Linked DNA regions of Homo sapiens: regions 1 and 3 are each linked to region 2. Evidence: chromatin loops called from intact Hi-C (ENCODE). Cell type or tissue: PC-3. All regions are shown on one strand.

Region 1 (8,000 bases), 56 kb after region 2:
GTTTGTAGCAAATTTATCTATTTATATAACAAATAAATCTCATAACCACAATAAGCTCAGTGGAGAGAGGGGATGTGCCCTAAGTAACTTTAGAAAATAGTGTTTTGACTGAACTGTAAAGCTAAAAATAAAAATAATCCAAACAATGTACTCCTCTTGGTAAAGTTGTTTCTCACAGAGTAATGGCTTAGCAAGTTTTAAACTACATGTATGGTAGGGTTAAACAAATAAGCAAACAGGTTTCAGATATTGATAGTCTTAGTTTTCACTGTCTGAGAAAGAAGTAACAAATAATGGTGAAGGTTAGAACGGTGTTGTTGATTAGATTGGAGGTATTAGTATGAAGATAGATGGTAGATAGATGTATGGATAGAGACAGAGAAATCGATAAGTAGGAAGGTAGATGGAGACATGCATACATGCAAACATATATGCATACACATGTACAAAAGTAAATATAGATGTGTGCAGATAAATGGGTTAGTATACACACATATTTTTTGCTCTGTACTCTTAAGAGGGCATATAAACAGTGATACCCCAGTAGCAATGAGTATAACTAGTATCCAGATCTTGGTTTTAAATATCGGTCTTCAATGGAAGGAATCAGGGCGTTTTGGAGAAGTGGTTAATTCTAGGGCTGGAATAAGAAAAAATACAAGATTAGATTAATGCATCTTGTAGCTGTAAGTAAGGAAAAGCTTCCCCCCGTCCCCTTCCCCCCCAAAAAAAACACAAAGAAAAGAGAAAAGAAAGAAATGTCAAAAGTAAGATTAAGCCTAAAAGTGTTCCCAATGGCCACTAGCTCCTGGGAGCAGTGTATTAGTTCATTCTCACATTGCTATAAAGAAATATCTGAGGCTGGGTAATTTATAAAGAAAAGAGGTCTAATTGACCCACAGTTCCACAGGAACAGGAAGCATGATCCTGGCATGGGCTCAGCTTCTTGGGAGGCCTCAGGAAACTTACAATCATGGAGGAGGGCAAAGGGGCAGCCAGCACATCATACAGCCAGTGAAGGAAAATGAGAGAGCCAAGTGGGAGGTGCTACACACTTTTAAGCAACCAGATCTTGCAAGAACTCACTCTCATGAGAACAGCACCAAGGGAATAGTACTAAACCATTCATGAGAAACAGCCCCCACTATCCAATCACCTCCCACCAGGCCCCACCTTCAATACCGGGAATTACAGTTCTACATGAGATTTGGTGGGGACACAGATCCAAACCATATCAAGCAGGAAACCAAAGGATTAGCAGAAATACTGGTATAATCTAAACAATATCTGTGGTTTAGTTAGTTGCACTGTGCTTATTTTAATATCCTGTTTTGATAATTTCAATATGGTTATATAAAATGTAAACATTAGGGAAAGCTGGGGGAAGGGTAATTCAAATTATGAATTATTTTGACAACTTTTTCTTGTAAATCTGAAATGTTCCCAAAACAAAAAGTTTAAACATAGTATTTTTAGGTGCATATCTAGTCTCATAAAACTAAATATGGCAAACTTTTAAATCAGAAATTGCCACATTGGTTTGAATTTAGCTTCAAACCGTATAGTTTGACAAAATAATTTCACAAGAATTACAACTGCGAATTAAGATAGAGGTTCAAACATGAGAATAATAATGAGTTGTAGCAGGAAACAGATCCCAGTTGTTTTTGTCTTCACTTTGAAGAGCACCCCATACAAGAGAGAGAAGCAGAGAACTTAGAGCTAAAGATGAAGGAACCTGTATGAGAGGCTTAAGGAGGGAAAAAGTTTGTGAATAGAAAGATGGGTGACAATCATCTTAACCATATGGAAATGTCCTGCCTCACACATTGTCATAGTGAGGTGACAGAAAGCCTTACAGGGAAGTACAATTTCATGATGAATCTGTTTTATATCCCACTCTAAGGAAAGAATGTTCTTGTAAATCAAAATCAGATGAGAGAAGAATAAGCTACATTGCCAATAAAGCTAAGTATTTTTGAAAATTCAACCTGTCTACATGTCTCTCTAAATCAGACTTAAAAAATCTAGATTAAAAACATGACTAAATGTAAGAAAAGTTAATCTGATGCCTTTAATTACAATACACCATTTGACTAGTTTTCTGAGTTTAGTGCACCTATCTTAAAAATTTCTACAACTGATTCTAGATTACATGAATTTTTGTTTGAAAACTTTCTCAATATGCAAAAAGCATTGAGAAAGAACAAAAAGGAAATGAACCTAGATTATAAAGCTGAACTCTTGCATGTTGTAGGAGAGAGAAAGAAGCCTAATATTTGAAAGGGACTAACTCACTTGTTTCTCTGTTATTGTTGGCAGACAGTTTATATGTAACCCAGTGATTCTGAGAGGAGGTATTATTTGATACTGATTTCCCTCTGCCAAATGACTAAAATAACATTTTATAAAAACCATTTCTGTCTCTGTAGCACTCAGAGACATATGGATCATATATTTAAAAAAAAGACCAAGTCCACTAAGTCATGAAATTAGAAGTCATTGAATATCTTGAAGGAAAACCAAGCATAGCCGCCCACAGTCATTCTAGTATTCACAATATCTAGAATGAAACAAAATAAGAACCAGAAGGGAGTGAGATCTCGAAGAGTTTCTTCTGGTCGTTAAGTTGTATTAGGTTCAGTTGTAACCATTGTTACATGAAAAAGTCTTATTTCAAAACCACTAATTAATTACCTTTCACTGAGGGTTCATGAATCTAACCCTTTTCTACTGTGAAGGGACTACTGTATTCACTGTGAATATTTACTTTTCTATATGTGAGTTGCCCTCTTGATTAAACACACAGCAGTCAGCCCACAGGTGAGGAAAGGTACACAGAAGGTGCATGTGTCCCCAGGTACTGACGCCTCTCTCTTTCGGCATCTTTGACCGTTTTCTTACTTACCTTTTCAAACAATATTTTCAGACTGGCAACTAAATGAATGCCTAGAAGAATATGTACATTTATTCAATATCTCCAAAGGGTTGAACAATAATTCAAGAAGTTTACTACTGTACTAAGGGCAACAACAAAAGAATAACCCACCAATAAAATACAATATGATTTACATATTTTAAAACGATTACTAATTCACAGTACTAAGAATGCTATATCTGCTGTGGTTAAAGTGCTTTCTTTTTACATAACTGAAAAAGTATTACTACAATGCCTTCCATTCTGGCTTATTTAAAAATAAAATAGCAGAAATGTTTCAATTAAGAGATAGAATGATAAAATACATGAAGACATTCTGTTGCTTTATTATTACAAATTGCCACCAAATAAAGATGAAAAGCCAATCCAAAGTTGCTGTGAGTGAAGTTGATTCCCACTGTATCTATAACAGGGTATATAAAACACATTATCTTGTGTGGATTTACTTTTATGTTTTGTACATGATACTTGTAATAGTCTTTTTTTTTTTCTGGTTCCTTCCAGCATAATTACCCAGAATGTCTAGAGGACATAAATAAAAGTATAACTGAGGAAGAATATATTCATAACTGTGTGGTGTAAGACTGTGATGCTGGCAAGGAAAAATAGGCCCCAGGAAGCAAGTTTTACTCTGCCTTTGATAACAAATGCATGTCCAAAAGCTATGAGTAAAGTATTACAAATAGCTGGAGACTATTTAGAAGAAGCTGATGCTGGGAGATTGACAGCATAAACTCTGAAATCTCCTTTTAAAAATTATTGCAATCCCTTCCTTTTTGATGAATCAGGCTGAGCTACTTCTGATTACAAATAATTTCTACTGATAGAAGAACTCTAAGGTAGATAAGGGTCGGATGTGGGTGTGTGTGAGGCTATACTGAAAAATGAAAAGTTGGTAAATAATGACCTTTAAATGACTCCTTTCTTTCTGCTTTTCCTCTCCACCTAATTGCAGGAATAAATGACTCATTAAACTAACTATGATTCATATTGCTTAAACATAATTTCTGAAGACTTCACCTTAAGGGTTAAGGAAAGAAGTACGTTCTTAGTGCTTGCCATTTGTGATAATCTAATGACTTTCTTCCTTTACTGTTTGTTAAATAAGTTGATTAATTAGGAAAAATAAAAAAAAGAACATATAGTTAAACATCTTTTTTTTTTTTAAATTTCAAGAGTGCCTTAGATTTAAAGTAATACTTATTTAAATGGGCACACTGTATTAATGTTAATGGTATAAGCATAATGTCAAAATAACAGATAATTTTATAATAATCTCAAAAACTAGTCCATTCAAGAGAAACCAACATATCTAGAGAGGTGTTCTAACTTCTCACTTGGAAAAATGCAAGTGATTCTACAAATTGAAGTCTTCTTATTTTTCTAGCTATTATAAATTAAGAACTTTCAAACCAAGATGGCTTTCTCAAAATATCCTCTTTGCTGACTTTTACCTCCTATTCCATTACTTTGTGTAATTGCAGAGTGAGTATGAATCTTATATGTCAATGAAATACATGTTTCAAGAGGTCAGGGTTTATGACAATGATATTTATTACTCTCTGACCAGTACCTGGAGGTGGGACCAGGGACACCAGGTAGGAAGCCACTGCAGAAGTTGGCAGGCAATGATAATGTAAGGTATGAGAGAACCTGAGCCAAGGATAATAGCAAGGCTTAATTTTTTTTTAACTTTCCTTTTTCTGTACTAATAAGAGGATGAGTTTCTACTCAATGAGTAGACACTTGGTTACAGGAATCTGGGGTTCATGCATAGGTTCTGGGTTGAGACATAAATTCAGAAAAGAGTCTGTATATAGAATGTAATTAAAACCATTATGTTGGATCTTATGACCAAAGGAGAGGCTATAAGGAGGAAGGAGAAGAGTTTCAAGAATTTGGCCCTGGAATACTTCTGGCAAAGGCGATTGTGTCTAATAACACCCATATGTCTAGCAAGATGAGAGGAGAGAATTAGGCATGGGATTTAACCATATGAAGGTCATTGTTTACTTTAATAAGAGCAGTTCAGGCAGGGCATTTGAGAAAGAAACCTAATGAATGGATACGGAGAGAATTGAAGGAGAAGAAATGTATATAATGGGTGTAATACAAGTTTGAGGAGTTTTACCATAATAAAGAAGAGAAGTTACCAGAAATTGAAGTAAGTGGGTTTATGAAATTTTTTTGCATGATACAATCTACTTATAAATAAACATTATGCTAAGTACAACAGAAAATATATTTCCCCTTGTGAAACTTTTGTTGTTTCTCAAATTTCTTTATAAAATTTGGGACTGTTGTATATATACACATACATATATGCTTATGTATGTATTGTATATACATATACATACATATATATATATATATATGCATTTGTATTAGTAATGGATACAAACTTAACCTCCCCTCTAGAAGCAGTGCATTGGGCAGCTGAAGGCCAGGGCTTTTGAATTAGACAGAGTCGGATTCAAGCTTTGGCACTGGTACTGTGAATAATAGCTCATCTTTTTGGGATGCTTCTATGCTCCAGATACTCTTCTTGGTGCTTTATATGCCAAACAATTCTCAAGAGACCCTTATAAGATAGGTGCTGTTATCACACTTAACAGGTTAAAAAAAATTGAGGTGCAGAAAGATTCAGCAAGTAGTGCTCAGTCACATGGATCCTATGCAGAAAGGCTAGATTTAAGTGTATCTTTAGCCACTACGCTACAGTGATGTTTGCCCAGCCCCTAGATTAAAACCAATCTATGGTTGTTATAATGGTATATTTTTAAAAATTTACAACAAGCATGCATGCCAGTTCAAGGAAAAAGTTAAATTTAATTTTTCCAATCCAACTCTTATTAGTTCTACAGAAGTTTCAGTAAAAGTTGAAGCCATAACAGCATGATTCAAAACTTTTGTTGAATCAAAGTGTGTAAAGTTCAGACAATGTAGTCTTGTGATAGTGAAAAGCAATCTGAAGTATGAATAACCTTTTAATAATATTTGCTCAGTAAGTCATACTGCAGATAAACAATCAAAGTCAGATTTCTTGGATGGAAGTTTTTGTCCTGGGAATTACTTTCTATAGGAAAAGACAGTCTTGAAAATAATCTTGCCTTATCAACAGCCTCTCCTCCCATGAGATGTCTTGTCAGTCTGCAATCACTCCTAGGTAATATGCCCTGAATTCATTTCTGATTTATGGAGTGCTTTTCCTTCACTACATGTAATCCACTGCTAAAAACCAATGCATTTATTTTTATTCTAGTTAGGCTAAAATGCTGTATGTCTCATTGCCCATAGTAGACACTGCCTAACATGCTGTTGCCTGACTTTCGTGCTCTTGAGCTATTCTGAGGCAAACTCATGAGTCAAAGCATCTTTGTAAAGATACCGCTGCTAAGTTTTTCTCATTTAATTGGGGTCACAAAAAATAATCATACCTAGGCATTTTTTTCTCTCAGTGTGGTAGAAATGATTTTGGAGTTACACAGAATCCTCTGTATCTGTCACCTACTGGCTTTTAACTCCTGGGAAAAGTATTTAATTTTTCTGAACCTTAGTATTTTCATCTGGAAAAAGGGGATGATAATACTGTCCTAGAAGTTTGCAAACACAAAAATAATATGTATAAAACATTTGGGTAGAATATCTAGTACCTCCAAAAGAACTTCAAACCTTTGCATGTTAAATGGTATTCTTATAGGACAATTTGCTGTGAAGATTAAATTAAACAAGGTATGGATGATGTATATAGACAGTAAATTATTATAATAATTTCTATATGTTTGTATAATACATAATGCTATTTTAGGTAAGAAATATGATATCAACATGTATCCTACTTTTCATACTGCTATGATTAACATTTTCTGTCAGTCAATAAATATTATAGAAGTAGGAAAAGGTGTCAAAAGGGTAGAAAAGGGAATAGGATTAAAGTTAACTCTAATCCTATTAGAGGTCAAAAGGAAGGGTATCATCTAAGAAATGAATCTATAGTAAATAAGATGCTACTGTATGAACAAGGGGGATCAGCTGATGACAAAACAGGACAAAATCAGCGAACAATTTTTACAAGAAAATTGTATTCTAAAGAGGCAGGTGTATTCTAAAGAGACATTATATATTAATAAAAAGAATTTGAGCTCTAGGGATGTAGAGATACCTGGGTTTAGATCCTGACTTGGGCAAGTACACTGTATAGTAAAATTTCCTCCATTCTAAGAGAGCTATTATAATATTATAATAATATCTTCCTATGATGTGATTTATATCTGACTAATATATCAAAACTCAGGCTTGCAATAATCTCTTAATTAAACCTTGCTTTTGAAAGATGGTCTTACAGTCAAGCACATAAGTAAAATACACTAGTGCACCAAAGATAAATTTCCTTCTTAATGTAACAAGCACACTTAAACTACCTTAATCACTGGGGCCCGCCTAACTCCAGAAATATAGAAAATAATTTTAACATATTATGTATGTTTATCTCCTACAGAAATGTAACCATTTTTCCATGATTCTTGTCTCTTGCTTGAAGTATATTTAAATTTTCTATACTTTGAGAGTAATGAACTACCTATCTCTGTGGTTCTCAAAAATGGTAACCCTTTTATATCAAGTGTATAAGTTCAGATGTTATATATACTGCATCAGGACTGCTAAATAAGGAGGATCTAGGGACATATCTTTAACAAACAACTCAGTCAATTACTACCCACATTATAAAATAAGAAATTACTTGTCAACAGAAGAGCCAGTCTCTTGCTTGAGAACATCCGATTAAAGAGATAAGCTTGGCCTCAAATATTGGCCTTTTTAGCACTAAATTCTGACCACTGGGGTCATATACCTTAAGATAGAAAATTACTTTAAACTATACTGATATTGATTATGTAAAACCATTTTACCATCCAGGCTTGCTGAGATTATACATAAAACATAACATTCATCTCTAAAATAGCTAATCAAAAGTACTTAAAATGGATTCTTAGGTATGCTCAAATCCAAATCTTTAATCTTCAGTTTTCTTTATTTGCTTCAGAAGCATAGCAAATAATTG
Region 2 (8,000 bases):
ATTGAGAACAAGGCAAGGATGTCTGCTCTTACTGATATATTCTATTTCAATTTGTACTAGAGCTATATACTTAAAAAGAAAAGCCAAAACTAAATCTTCTAGAAGAAAGTACCAGAACAAATCTTTGCCACTTGGTGTAGACAAAAAATTCTTACATGATACATAAAAGAATAAACAATATATGAAAAAATGATGAATTTAACTTCTTTGAAATAAAAACCTTAAATTTTTGTAAGGAACTTTGAAGAAAGTAAAAGAGAACCACAGTTGTCACTTCACATATTTGACAAAAGATTTGTGCCCAGAAGATACAAGAATCTCTTAAAACCCAGTTAAGACATTCTGATGAAAACATGGACAAGACCTTTCAACTAGAACTTCACCAAATAAAACTTACAAACTGGGAATAAGCCTGTGGAATGTTTAAATGTTTTCATGCTTAAAACATTGGTCATGACACTAATGGAAATTAGAACCATCATGAGATACCACCACATATTCTCTAGAGCAGCTAAAATTAAAAGACTGATAATACCAGGTGTTGGTGAGGATGTGGATCATTTGGAACTGTCATCACTGATCAGAATGTAATATATTGCAACCACGTTAGCAAACTCTTTTGTAGTTTCTCATGAGTTTAAACATATATTTAAAAACAATCCATCAAATGCATTCCTATTAACCAACAAAAATGAACATTTATAAACCCAAAGAACAGGAATATTTATAGCACATTTATTCATAATAATCCCAAATTGAAAATGAATGTCCATCAACAGGTGAATGAATAAACAAATATTGGTATATATATGCACTAGAAAAATAGCAATAAAAGAATACACATAGCTTCACAAGTGAACCTTAAAAACATTATTCTGAGAAAATGAATCTAGACATAAAAGAGCACATATGACATGATTACATTTATATTAAATTCTAGAAATAGCAAAAATTCATCTATAAGGACAAGTAGAAAGCAGATCAGTGGTTTCTTTCAGCAGGAGGATGTCAGGAGATGGGCTGCAAAGGAGCAGACACAAAGTCTGGAGGTATTAGAAATGCTCTATACTGGCCGGGCGTGGTGGCTTACGCCTGTAATCCCAAGACTTTGGGAGGCTGAGACAGGTAGAGTCAGGTCAGGAGTTCAACACCAGCCTGGCCAAGATGCTGAAACCCTGTCTCTACTAAAAATATAACAATTAGCCAGGGGTGGTGGCAGGCGCCTGTAATCCCAGCTACTCGGGAGGCTGAGTCAGGAGGATCACTGGAACCTGGGTGGCGGAGGTTGCAGTGAGCCGAGATCATGCCACTGCACTCCAGCCTGGGAGACAGAGCAAGACTCTGTATCAAAAAAGAAAAAAAAATATAAAGAAATGATCTATACCTTGATTGTGTTGTGTTCAAACTGTATTAACATAAATAAAGTTTATTTTATAGAAATTGTACTCAATATTGTGAATTTTTAATTTTAAAATGTTATTTTGGCATCTATAATGTATTTTCAAAGTCTTCAATTTATTCACTACTTTCAAATTTATATGCCATACCACTAGATCACTGGTTTCAAGTTATTTATCAGGTAATTTAGTAGTTTTAGCATTTTTTCCACGCTAGTGTACCTTAGAAAAAATATGAACTTCATCATTAATATTGGTGCCCTAGAGGAATGATTTTTTAATAAGCCTGAGGATAGAGGTGACATGAGAATCCTAGGTAAGAGGAAGAGTTTGTAAAATTATTCAAAATTAATAGAGTCTCCTGTTTGGAGGCCAGGTGTTTGTCCCTTTACTCCAGCCAAACATCACCAAGATGGATAAAAACAAGAAATAGGGGCCGGGCATGGTTGCTCATGCCTGTAACCCCAGCACTTTGGGAGGCCGAGGCAGGAGGATCAGGAGGTCAGGAGATCGAGACCATACTGGCTAACACAATGAAACCCCGTCTCTACTAAAAATACAAAAAATTAGCTGGGCATGGTGGCGGGTGCCTGTAGTTCCAGCTACTTGGGAGGCTGAGGCAGGAGAATGGCGTGAACCTGGGAGGCAGAGCTTGCAGTGAGCTGAGATCCCGCCATTGCATTCCAGCCTGGGTGACAGAGTGGAGACTCCGTCTCAAAAAAACAAAACAAAACAAAACAAAAAACAAGAAATATGCACTTAAAAAGCAATGTGGTCACCTACTATATATATAAAATTATATATTATATAGTATATATAATATATACTATATAATATATAATATAATATATATTAATTATATTATATATACTATATAATATATTATATAACATATATACTATATAATATATTATATATTATATATACTATTATATATAATATAATATAATATATACTATTATATATAATATATACATTATATATAATATATACTATTATATATAATATAATACATATTACATATAATATAATATATATTATATATAATATATAATATATAATATAATATATATAATATATAATATATATTATTTTTATATATAATATATATAAATATAAATAAATATAATATTTATATATAATAAATATTATATATAATATATATAATATATGATATATAATATATAATATATAATATAATACTATATATAATATATTATATATAACATATAATATAAATTATGTATAATATATGATATATCATATAATATAATATATGATATATCATATATTATATATAACATATAATATATGATATATAATATAATATATGATATATCATATATTATATATAACATATAATATATGATATATCATATATGATATATTATATTATATATGATATATCATATATCATATATAATATATCATATATTATATATTATATATAATATATAATATATGATATATCATATATTATATAATATATAATATATGATATATCATATATTATATTATATAATATTATATATTTATAATATATTATATATTTTATAATATATAATTATATATAATATACTATATAATGTATAATTATATATAATTATATATATTTATAATATATAATTATATATTATATAATTATATATATTTATAATATATAATTATATATTATATAATTATATATTTTATAATATATAATTATATATTATATAATTATATATTTTATAATATATAATTATATATTATATAATATATAATTTATAATTATATATTATAAAATATATAATTCATAATTATATATAATTATATATAATATAATGTATAATATAATATATAATATATAATACATTCAATATAATATATAATACATTATATAATATATAATATATTATATATAATGTAATACATATAATATAATATATATATTACTAAGGGCCAACAAGAGAGGCAATATAAGGGCAAGGCTTTGAAACTTACAGAATTGTACGAATGTATAAATTAGAGATATTATTCATAAAATGAAGGTTCGTGGAAAGCGTAGTTGTGAGGTGAGCTTTGAAAGATAAAGTGGGATTTGATCAGGCAAAGGCTTAGGAGATACCAACAATAAATAATGTTTCAGGACAGAGAAGGTACTGTTCTGGGTAGAGTGAAACGTGCCTGTGAAGTATACAGCTAGCCTTCAGTAAATGTTGGGTTGATTTGAAATCTGAATATTTCAAAAGAGACTTTGGATGTCCTTGTAGTGCAAAGGGTATACCATGAGGCCCTAATAATGGAAAGTTGAGTAGGCCAGGCAGAAGAATGTGATGATTATCATAACAACTAGCATTTACTGAATACTTAATATTTGTCAGATGGTATTCTGAATATTAGAATAACTGTAATAATTTATTACAACAACCCTGTGAGTTAGGAACTGTATTCATTCCACTATGTAGATAAGAAAATCAGGCACACAAAGGTGACATAGCTAGCACCATAGGAAGCCACTAATTATATGCGACCAAAGTGATGAACATAGCAAATAGGTGGTACCTGTGGCACATTTTAGGCATTTTAAAATAAATCTTGTGGCAATGCGTTGAAGGTTTGAATGCAAATGGATCAATTCAATATACTTTTATCTCTACAGGATAGTGGCACTTGACAGTTGATAGAAAGGTAGAAAAATTAAAATGATCATCTCTTCCATGGGCCTTCTTCTATCCCTAAGTGAAATTGATTACTTCCTGGCCACCACTGCTTTATCTTTGCGTTTATTATATTTCAGTGACCACATTATATGATAAATATATGTGCATATTTCCCCCAAAAGTCTATCAGGACATGGACTTTCTCACAAATTCTTCAAAATTCAGCATCTAGCTCTAGCAAAGTACTGAGTGCACAAAATATGTGGAGTACAGCTTATAAATAATACATACATGAATGTATAAGCAAATGAAAGAATAATGGATGAATGTGGATAAAGAAAAACTTGGTAAAGGATAAAAAAGGCAATGTTCAAGCTGAAGACTATGCAAGCATTGCAAAAGTTTGTTATTTAACCTTTAGTCACATTTATTTGATCACTACTCCCACCCTACACATGTATCACAACATATTTCTTCCCTTTACATATGATATTTTTGTACTAATGCTGAATTGTAGACTGAGATTAGTAGTGCCAGTAGATGGCGCTTGTATCTTTGTTTTCAACTCAGAGGCACGCGCGCGCGCGTGTGTGCGTGTGTGTGTGTGTGTGTGTGTATACATAGCTATAGTTACAGTGAACTAATTTTGTAAAAAAAAAAGAAATAATATAATTTCAGGAAAATAAACAATATCAGATATCATCTAATGTTCGAATGTACAGGTTCTGGAGGTAGGGTTTTTAGGCTTGAATCCTCACAGTGCAAAATACCAGCTAAGAGATTCTAAATATGTTCCTTAACTTCTTTGTGTCTGTTTCACAATCTGCAAAGTGAAAATAATCACAGCATCTGCCTCGCAGAGTTGATATAAATGTTAAAAGATTTAACTCAGGTAAAATTCTGAAAATATTTTATGGCATATTATAGGCATTCAATATATGTCTTTCCAACCCCACAAAACCTTAAGTAACTTGTTGCAAATAAAACATGATTAGTTAGGTTGTTTCCTTCTCTACCGTCCCCCATCTTTGTCTGTCTCTCTTCACCTCACAGTTTTCCCGTATTTTTTGCAACCTTTACTATATCCCAAGCTTGTCCAACCTGTCTTATTTTGTTGTTGTTATTGGTTTTTTTTTTTGTTTTGTTTTTGTTTTTGTTTTTTTTTTTTTTTTTTTGCTTTAGGCTTTTAGCAGCTTGAAGCCATGGTTTTTAGTTTCTCTCTCTAGTGATAAGCAGAAAAGAGGGATGGGGAAGGCCCTTTCTTGGCCCAACCAGAAACAGAAACTAAGAACCCATGACTGTATTTTCTCCTTGGTTACCCCTGCTATATCCGATTGTCAATGGATTCTATTGTCTGCAACTTACAAATCTATCTAGAAACTGATGAACTGTTACTACTTTTACTGCTACGATCTTTACCCAGGCCACCATCATCACTCTCCTTTGTTAATATAATAGCCTCTGGCTGGGCACAGTGGTGCATGCCTGTGTTTTGGGAGGCTGAGGCCGCCAGATTGCTTGAGTCCAGGAGTTCAAGACTAGACTGGGCAGGATGGCGAAGCCCCGTCTCCACAAAAAATGCCAAAAACTCGCTGAGTGTGGTGGCATGCACCTGTAGTCCTAGCTACTTGGAGGCTGAGGTGGGAGGATTACCTGAGCCCGTGAGGGTGAGGCTGCAGTGAGCTGTGATTGTCCCGTGGCACTCTAGCCTAGTGACTAACTGTGAGACCTTGTCTCAAAAACAATAGATATATTGTTTATATATATAATATAGATATTATTTATATATTAAATATTAAATAAGCCCTATGAGTTATATTTTATTTACATAAAATATATTTTATATAAATAGAATTGCTGGGAGGCGATACATATATATATATGTAATTTACTTATTTATTATGTATATATAATAGCCTCCAAGCGAGTTTCCCTTCTGTCCTTGTACCTTGCAATCTCCTTCAACAACCTTGAGAGTGTGATCCTGGGAAAATAAAAATCAAATTAGTTACTCCTCTGCTCAAAATGTTTTCTCTCAAGCCACACTCCAAAATAAACTATACCATTATTTTATACACTTGATCTTAGAAGAAAATGAACACTCAGTGTTTTATTCCCATGTAAATGACAAAGTCCTTACATGGTCAACAAGATACATAATATCTTCTTGGTAACTTTGACTTCATCACCTACAATTCTCCTTGCTCCTGATTTCTCTTGCTCTGGCTACAGCGGGCTTCTTTCTGAACCTGGAATAGCAGATCTGTGGGAGTCAGGGCCTTTACTTTTGCCCTTCACTGTGCCCTTAATGTTCTTCCCCTAGGTATTCACAGGGTCCACCCCCTCTGCCTTCTTAGTGAAGCCTGCCCTGTTTATCCTGTTTAAAATTACACCCCATCTCCCCACACTTCCTGTATTTCTTACCTGGCTTCTGCTTTTTTTCCAAAGCATTTATTGCCTTCTATGCATGATCTCTCCCACCCAGGTGGAATAGGTAGAATGTAAGCTCCATCATGCAGAGCTGTTGGTCTGTTTTCTTCACGGCTATTTCACCAGCCCATAGAACTGTGCCTGTTACATAGTCGTCACTTACAATATAGGTACAAAATGAATGAGTGAATGAAAGAGTGAATGAGGACTACTTGTAGTTCAACAATTATTTGTTTGGAGTCATTCTTGGCAATTTGAACATAAATAAGTGAAGGTCCTTATCATCAAGCAGTTTTCTTCAGTGGAGAGAAATACAGGAATTACAATTAAATTACAATACAAAATTTGGTAAGTGCTATAGTAATGGGAATAGCATGCTATTATCAGGACACTGGAAGGAGGTGTTACTTTCAGTTGGGAAGATAAATATCGAATAACATGTTTAAATAACTGAACATTACAAGTTCAAAGTGGAGCCTTCAAATAGGTTCTCTAATTAGAGTATTAAATTCTCACTAGGATTTATATATATATACACCACTTTTCAAATGCAACCTTTGCAGCGTGACTTTCCCCAGCTGGACTGCCTCTGCTTTCCTGTATTCCGAAGACTTGCCCTAAAGCAGACTCTGCTGGAATCACAGCTTGGCCTTACATTAAGCTAATGAGTACTTGCTTTGCAAATTGAGCTGTTCTGTGTTGCCAATGAAACTGCAGACTACCCTTGCTGCAGCTATTCTAACCACTCCATTTAAATTAAAAATAAAATGGCATTTTCTTATTTCTTATTCGTCTTACCTTTATCTTATTATGGATAAACAGGGGCAAGAAATAGAAGTAAGACTAACATCTTTCTTGTCTGAATATGCTCAGGGGAATAGTTTCATATGCTTTTCACTTATATGGCTTTTTCTATTATTATTTAAAATGTTCTTTGCTGTTTAAATATCAATGATGCATGCTGTATAAAGTGAAATTTAGAATTTATCTTAATTCTATCTCCCTCCCCCAGTGGTCACTATGTAAATACTTGCATCATTTTATATTATATTGAAAAATTAAAATGAAATCCTAAGTCCCTCAACTGACTGGATGAACCCCTTCCTGGCCAAGGGGGCCCCAGAGCAATCTTGAAAACTGAGTTCCTAGCAATGATGGGATGGAATTTAGAATACACCTTATGGTACCCCCTCCCTAGCTCACTGCCTTTCTTTCCTAAGAGTTAACCAGAAACCAGCCCTTTGGAAAGACTTACTCCACCCCTGATATCAACCAACCCTCTTACACTGCCTCTCCTTTTTGTGGTTTAGACAAAACAACCAGCCAGCATTCTTTCCTGGCTAGAGACCACTGACCGCTTAGTGGTTCTGGCCAGTCTATGGAGGATGTGCAGTGAGGGTTTTCTGTCACCTTTCAGTGTCAGAGGGCTGAAAATTCCACCCTCGCAACATGCTAACACCACCATGTTTTGAACGTGGGTCCTGTGGAGAGGTATGAAGCTTAACTGCGCATGTGCGTGTTTCTCCTTTCATAA
Region 3 (8,000 bases), 130 kb after region 2:
TGAAGGAATCTACAAAAAGCTAAAAGAATGGATAAGTGAATTTCTTGAGGCAATTTATTAAATGGGTAATATTCAAAAAAGTACCTATACACTAGCAATGAACAATTAGAATATTATTTTAAAAAAATACAGATTAAACTAGCATCCAAAGGTATAATACACTTAGAGATAAATTTAGCTAAGTATGTGCAAGACCTGAAACTACTACTAAAAATTACAAAACGTTGCTAAAGAAAATAAGACCTCAAAAAAAGTTTTAAAATACGCATGTACAGGTATTGGAAGACTCAACCACTTTAAAATGTCAGTTTTTCCTAAATTGATCTATAGATTCAATGCAAGTACATTCAAAACCTCAGCAGGCTCTTGTTCTTGGAATGAGGTAGAAATGGACATGTCTCTTCAAATATTTAACAGACTGTATAAAGGAAAAATATAATACAATTTTGGGAAAAAAGAGCAAATTGGATTAATTTACTTTTATTGACATCAAGCCATATTATAAAGCTGCAGTAATCAAGACAGCATGGTGTTTGCAAAAGATAGACATATGGGGAGATAATCTAGAAATGGAACCATACATATTTTGTCAATTGTTTTTCAACAAAAGGACCCCAATAGGGAAGTATTTTTCTCTAATTTCAAAAATGATGCTGACAAAAGTGATAGTGATTAAAAAAATAACATCAACCATTTCCTTACACCATATACATATAGAAAAATAATTGGAAGAGATCCAAAACCTAAATGTGAAAGCTAAAACTGTAACACTTCTAAAAAAAGAATGTAAAATATCTTTGTGATCTTGGATTGGGCACAGATTTCTCAGGACACAAAAAACACAAACCATAAGTACTTACATATTATCCTCATGTGCTGCATAATGGTGTTTCTGTTAACAATGAACCACCATAAGATTATAATGAAACTGAAAAATTTCTACCACCTGGTGACATCATAGCCATCATAACGTCATAGTGCTGCACATTACTTATGTGTTTGTAGTGAGGCTAATGTGAACAAACTTACTGCACTGCTAGTTGAATAAAAATATAGCACATACAATTATGTACAGTATATAATACTTGATAATGAAAATAAATGATGTTACTAGTATACATATTAATTAAACTATACCTTTAATCATTATTTTAGAGTGTACTCCTCCTACTTATTAAAAAAAGTTAACTGTAAAATAGGCTCAGGCAGGTCCTTCATGAGGTATTCCAGAAGAAGGCCTTGTTATCACAGGAGATGACAGCTTCGTGCATGTTATTCTCCCTGAAGATCTTTCAGTAAGAAAAGATGTAGAGGTGGATGACAGTGACATTTATGATGCTGACCCTGTGTAGGCCTACACTAATATGTGTGTTTGTGTCTTCATTTTTAACAAAATAATTTAAAAAGTAATACATAAATACTTATAGAATAAGGAAGAAAGAAAATATTTTTGTTCAGCTGTACAGTGTGTGTGTTTTAAGCTAAGAATTATTACAAAAGAGTTAAAAATTTTAAAGAAATTTTATAAAGTTACAGTAAGCTAAGGTTAGTTTATTAGTAAAGAAAAATTTTTGAGTAAATTTAGTGTAAAATAAGTCCTCAGTAGTATACAGGGATGTCCTAGGCTTTCACATTCACTCACCACTTACTCACTGACTCACCCAGAGCAACTTCCAGTCCCGTAAGCTCCATTCATGGTAAGTGTCCTATCTAGGTTTATCACTTAAAAATCTTTTATGCTGTATTTTTATGGTACCTTTTCTATGTTTAGATATGTTTAGGTATACGAATACCATTGTGTTACAATTGCCTACAGAATTCGGTAGAGTAACATGATGTAGAGGTTTGTAGCCTAGAAGCAATGGGCTATACTGTATTACCCAGGTAGGTAGTAGGTTATACCATCTAGGTCTGTGTAAGTACACTCTATGGTGGTAGCACAATGAAATCTCCTAAGGATGCATTTCTCAGAATGTATCCCCATTCTTAAGTGAGACAAGATAGTGTGTGTATGTCTGTGTGTGTATACATCATACATACACGCAGACACATTGTTCTTTTTCAAAATTAAAACTCTCTAAGGCTCAAAAGACATTGTTAAAAAAGTGAAAATGTAAGCCAAAAAGTGGTAGAGAATATTTGCCATATACATATCAAAGAACTTATATTTTGAGCATACAAAAATGCTTAATATTACATAGTAAAAAGTACAACACAATTATAGACAAAATATTTGTAGCAACATTTCACAGCTGAAGGTCTGCAAAATGAAAAAGACACTGAACACCTGTACTCATCAGGGAAATACAAAATAAAAATCACAATGAAATCCATTACATACCATAAGAGAGGTAAAATTAAAAATACTGTCAGAAGAGAGAGAGAGAAATCAGCTAGGCAGATAGTTAGGGCAAGGGTCCTCGGTAGAATTCCCTTCTAACAAAAAACAACCCAAGAGGTCCTTTCTCTTTCAACAAAGAGCAGCCTGAGAGAACAGGCTACAAACACAGATAAGGGAGATAAACTCTAACACAGAAAGGGGCTTCCCACGTGACATACAGACATACAGTGTTCCCCAGCAAACACAGTCCTCTTCCTTCTTAGAAATACTCAGGCCGGGTGCGGTGGCTCACGCCTGTAATCCCAGCACTTTGGGAGGCCAACACAGGCGGATCACGAGGTCAGGAGATCGAGACCATCCTGGCTAACATGGTGAAACCCTGTCTCTACTAAAAAATACAAAAACTTAGCCAACTTGGTGGCGGGTGCCTATAGTCCCAGCTACTCGGGAGGCTGAGGCAGGAGGAAGGCACAAACCCGGGAGGCGGAGCTTGCATTGAGCCGAGATCGCGCCACTGCACTCCAGCCTGGGCGACAGAGGGAGACTCCATCTCAAAAAAAAAAAGAAATACTCAGACAAGGAGACTTACACAGGAGGAGTACCTACAACAACATTGATAAGAACTACCCTGAACCAGACATGTCCACCTCCGAGTGTTTTACCCCCTGCCGTTTTTACACATACACAACAGGAAGAGACAACATAGAATAACTCAAACTAAGAAGCCCACATACACACTAGAAAGGATGGGGTGGGGACTCAGAAATTCACACCTTATGTAAATGAAACACCCCTCCTGAACAACTTATCTATTAAAACCCTTATTTTTCACCGTAAAATGACAACCCGTCTTTCTGGGACCCCTCTCTACTCCAGAGAACTTTCTTCCTTTCACTTATTAAACTTCTACTCTAACCTCACCTTTAGAATGTCCAAATCCTTGATTTCCTTTGCCATGAGACCAAGAACCTCAGGTGACACCTCAGACAATGAGACCTTTTTCTTTTGGAGGCTCATCCAGGATTTCATTGAAAGGGTGACTTGGAGCAGACCCCAACCTTTACTTTCATTTCCGAGCCCTCTGGTACTTATTTTTATCAAATCAAGAAAATCACCAGGCATCTGTTGGCCATCTAAACATGACAAGCATGGCCATCTGTCTAAAGACACAGATGACAGGCTTGCTGGGGAGGACTTAGCTAATCCCCCAGCACACTCAGAGTGCTGGGAATGTTGGCTATGCTCCAAACTGGTTTCCTTTCATGGGGAGCCTAGCCATTGCATGGGGCTGGAAAAGGTCCTGAGGCAACTGAAAGTTTCTGGCTGGGGTCACACCCTAACACCCAGTGGGTATCAGCAACAGAACCTCCAAACTTTTCCTATCACAGTTTTCTCCCTTTCTTTCCATGGCTACTGTGTCTCCTATTCCCTCTCTGTATACAATAGTGTGGCAGTTTTTACGACTTGGGGAAATAGACTTGTTAGGCAGGATTAACAAGTGCCTTAGCAATCACGAATGTAGCTCAAGAGATTACTGTTTTTGTAACTTTTTAGAAACAGGAGGATTTCACGATCTGGGTCTAGGAGATCATTTAACTCCAATGATGACACTTCCTAGGGTTAGACAGGGGGCTATCTGCCGCCCCCCCACCCTGTCAGTGATGGCCCCCTCTTCATTTGGGCTGTTTCTTTTCTCATATGAGGAGTCAACACTGCCCAGTTGAACTAGATAGTCTTTCCATGAGATGAACTAACTTCCTCCTACTGGAAGGCATGTTGTGGGGATGGCCTGTCACACTTCAGACTTCTCTCTCAACACATTGTCTAGAGAGCATTTGGAAACAAAACTACAGCCTGGTAGTTCCAGGTTTATAATGCCACCTAGTGGAATGGAAATCTTCTCCATGGGGAAGCCTGTTGGCTGTTGGCCAAAAGCCTCTGCTTTCCCAATTCTTCTACCTATTGAGCCCCTCCACTAGAAACCAGAACTTATGTCCTCTCTGTGAACAGGAAAACACTGCTTATGACGCAGAGAAGAGAGCAGTTCTTCTAATCCTCGATACTGTCTCCATCAGCAGATTTTGGCCTCAATACCGTCTCCATCAACAGAAAGACAGTCATGATCCTTACATTCTTTTGAGACACCTATTCCACCTCCAAGTGGAATAACATTTATATAAAGAAGAGATCCTATGATTAAAAGTCAATCAGAACCACAGCCTAAGGATAAATACTTTAACTTGGGCCATAATAACAGAATATAGGACTCAACCCAGAATACTCCTTTCACTGAAGGGCCTGGCCCAAATACAACAGTTACATAGTCTTTCCTGAGATCCTTCTCTAGTAGGGACACACCAACCACACAAATCTAAGGAATCAAAGGGGAGTTCTCAGCAGAGGACTTGGGTCTCACACAGATGAGCGTGATCATTCCTGCTTGACCCACTCCTCCGGGTCCATGGGTGGAGGTCACACTTACGTCCATGGATGACACCTTTAACAGATGCTGAGGCACAGGCAACAAAGGAAGGAGGATAATGGGGGCATGCCCGCACTGCCTTCCTCTCCACCTGGGTCACTCCAAACAAAGGGAGAAGACTAAGGGACACCTTTCTAGATGGTTAACAAACCATCTTCAGCCTGCACTCCTCTCAAATGCATTCAGAAGCACTGGAACTCCTTTGACCCTGAAATTCTGAAGAAAAAGCAGCTCACATTCTTTTGCACAAGGGCTTGGCCTTCTTACCAGCTTGCGCATGGACAAACCCGGCCTTCTGAGGGAAATCTTTATTTTAATACTATCCAACAATTAGATCTTTTCTGTAGATGGGAAGGCAAATGGTCCGAGGTCCCCTGTGTACAGACTTTCTTTGCCCTGTGGGACAACCCAGACCTCTACAAGTGATCCACAATTGACCCAGCTCTTTAAACAATCATATCACCATGGGGAATGATTCCCCAAAGCTAAGAAAACAAATTCCTGGGTTATCCTGTAAGACAACTATTGAGTGTCTCAGTCTTCTTTTCCCTTTTATCTGGGGCCCCTTCCTCCAACTGCACCATTGGCTCCTCCAGTTCCACCACTTTCAACACTCCCCACTTCCCCAGTTTCACTTTTACCACTACAAGAAACGCCTGATGGGTGTGGTGCCACTAGGGTTCAGGTTCCCTTCTTATAATAAGACCTTAGACCAATAAAAGGAGACCTGGGTAGGTTCTCTGAAGACTCCGACAGGTATGTAGAGGCTTTCCAAAATCTAGCCCAGTTGTGTAACCTCACATGGAAAGATGTTGTATTACTCTTAAACCAAACCTTAAGAGCCGCTGAGAGACAGACAGCTCTACAGACAACAGAAAAATTCAGGGATGAACAACATGTTTCTTATGAGAGGCTAAAAAGGAAAAGAGGAGATAAGGAAGGTAAGGAAATTATGGAACAACCATTCCCAATAGGAAGAGAGGCAATACCCCTTGAAAACCCTGACTGCGACCCTAGTGACCCCACAGATGAATGGAAAATGAAACACTTTTTAATGTACATATTGGAAAGCCTACAAAAAACTAGGGCCAAACCTCTTAATTACTCTAAATTGGTCACAATAGATCACAGACCAGATAGGAATCCCTCAGTTTTCATGGAAAGGCTGAAAGAGGCCATAATAAAACACACTTCCATGTCTCCTGACTCAGTTGAAGGACAGCTAATCCTAAAGGAGAGGTTTATTACTCAGACAGCCCCTGATATTAGAAGAAAATTACAGAAACAGTCTATAGTTCCAGATAGTACTCTGGAGAACCTCCTGAGGGTGGCCACCTTGGCCTTTTACAACAGGGATCAGGAGGAGGTCCAGGAAAAACAGAGGAAGCACAGGAGAAGGACGGAGGCCTGTGAAGTCCAGAATCCCTGAGGCACATCCACTAATTACTATCAGTGTGGCAAATCAGGACACGTTAAGAATAACTGTCCGGACAGTAAGAAGAAGCCACCCCAACCCTGTCCAGCCTGTGGCAGGAACCACTGGAGGTCAGATTGCCCTTGGAGACATAGGTCACTGGGTCCAGAACTGGTCTCACAAATGATCCAACAGGACTGACAGGTCCCAGGGCTCATTTCCCTGACTCTAGTGGCCCAAACTGCCATAACTGCCCAGGAGCCCCAGGTGATTCTGGAAACTGAAGCAAGGAGGGTAGACCTTCTTCTGGATACTGAAGCCAGTCTCTCTGTTCAGGCCTCCCATTGTCCCAAACACAACCGTGAAGGGCATCTCAGGAAAAGTATAGTCTCATAATGTTCTGCATTCACTCAGACTGCCCTGCTGAATTTGGTCTTTCTTGACTCACATTCCTTACTTATGCTGCTTTTACTTCAGAGAATGACTCTATGACATCCAAAAGACATCCCATTCCATGGTCTGTCAGACATGCTTATAAATAGTCTAACCTCTATTGAAGACATGTTTAAATGTTTTCCCATGAGGAGGCAGAGCTCTATGCAAATATGAGAACGTGGTTAGACCACTGCTTATGTGATTCCATATACTTTGTAATAATTAAAGAAGCTTGTCCGTCAGGCCACACAGAGGATTTCCTAGCTGGTGGTGGTTGCTGTATGTTGACCTAAATTTCACTTTGGATTCATTAAAAAAATATAGAGAATGAAATATAAATGACTTCCTTTACCTTTTAAATAAAATATATGAAAGTTTTGAGGAGAAGAGTCATGTATAGCAAAATGTGAATGTGAATGGTGGCATATGCCAAACTTCCAGGAGTTTTTATCACACAATGGCATAATAGCAGCTATGGTAAAGATGTGATAATGAGAGCACTTGCAGCCTTATCCTACAGTTTTCACATGCTTATAATTCCACAGGGGGAAAAATGCCACTGCCGAGAATGCTTATTCTTCTTTCCTTTTCAGTCTAGTCTATGAACTGATTTTTCTTTATTTACTTTTTCTACAGTGGTGAATATACTAAAGCCATTATTTTCCTCCTCCATTTTCCTCTTATTGTTTTTTAGATAATGTTTAAAAAAACTATTTAAAATTTACATTTAACATCAAATAATCAGCTTTTATGTTCACTAGGCCTTACATCTCAATAAATATATTGGTGAAGAAAGAACTGGTTTGTATTTTTTATGTTATCTCTCTCTCAGTGTGTGTGTGTGTGTGTGTGTGTGTGTGCATATGTGTATTCATACTACCTATTTTTATTATTGGATTTAGAACAAAATAATTTCATATATTCTCCGAGTAAGCAGCAACTATCTGGGGCTGGTGGCATGGGAATAAGAAGAATTTACCAAGACAGTTGTAGGTAAATAAAGACAGATGTATTAAAGAAAGTATGAAAATACATTCTTGAAGGCAACAGGTAGGTCAGCAGAAGAGGAGCTGCCTGCCAGGAAACAAAGGGTTGCCGGGCATTTTATAGTCTGTAACTTGCGCTGAAGAGTGCTACATGAGGTACTGACAATGCCAAGGTTGCAGGGAGCTAACTTGCATTTTTTCATCATGCAAGGTGTTTGATGATAAATTGAAGTATTTTATAATAAGTTGGGTAGGGGAAGATTGTGAGTTATGCACATCATCTGTGCAGGAGGGCTATATGTCCTGGACCATGAAGAAAGGCAAACCTATAGTTTACCTGCC

What was found. Peaks named below come from ENCODE experiments on the same cell type or tissue, not always from the same donor. Only the 100,000 strongest peaks of a DNase experiment are listed, where the experiment ranks them.
Region 1: a loop joins it to region 2, with 8 times the contacts of the local background. A loop is called at or near these places in 4 of 110 quality-filtered maps.
Region 3: a loop joins it to region 2, with 11 times the contacts of the local background. A loop is called at or near these places in 7 of 110 quality-filtered maps.

The regions. Positions count from the first base shown.
Region 1 is chr4:168,094,225-168,102,224 of GRCh38, reverse strand. All of the region lies in intron 1 of ANXA10 (annexin A10), which reads right to left. It overlaps LOC124900170 (a long non-coding RNA gene), which reads right to left. Exons shown (of 2, transcript XR_007058357.1): 1 at 2,909-8,000; 2 at 1-640. Among named protein-coding and RNA genes, the nearest start is that of ANXA10, 5.7 kb to the right of the region's middle. In PC-3, no CTCF peak of the experiment used is centred here; DNase peaks (open chromatin) are centred at 3,764 and 5,944; H3K4me3 peaks cover 987 bases; H3K27ac peaks cover 5,333 bases.
Region 2 is chr4:168,150,634-168,158,633 of GRCh38, reverse strand. All of the region lies in intron 3 of ANXA10 (annexin A10), which reads right to left. Among named protein-coding and RNA genes, the nearest start is that of ANXA10, 62 kb to the right of the region's middle. In PC-3, a CTCF peak has its summit at 4,565 (motif pointing right); a DNase peak (open chromatin) is centred at 4,603; H3K4me3 peaks cover 530 bases; H3K27ac peaks cover 405 bases.
Region 3 is chr4:168,024,975-168,032,974 of GRCh38, reverse strand. No RefSeq gene overlaps it. Among named protein-coding and RNA genes, the nearest start is that of ANXA10, 64 kb to the left of the region's middle. In PC-3, a CTCF peak has its summit at 4,218 (motif pointing left); a DNase peak (open chromatin) is centred at 4,194; H3K4me3 peaks cover 566 bases; H3K27ac peaks cover 683 bases.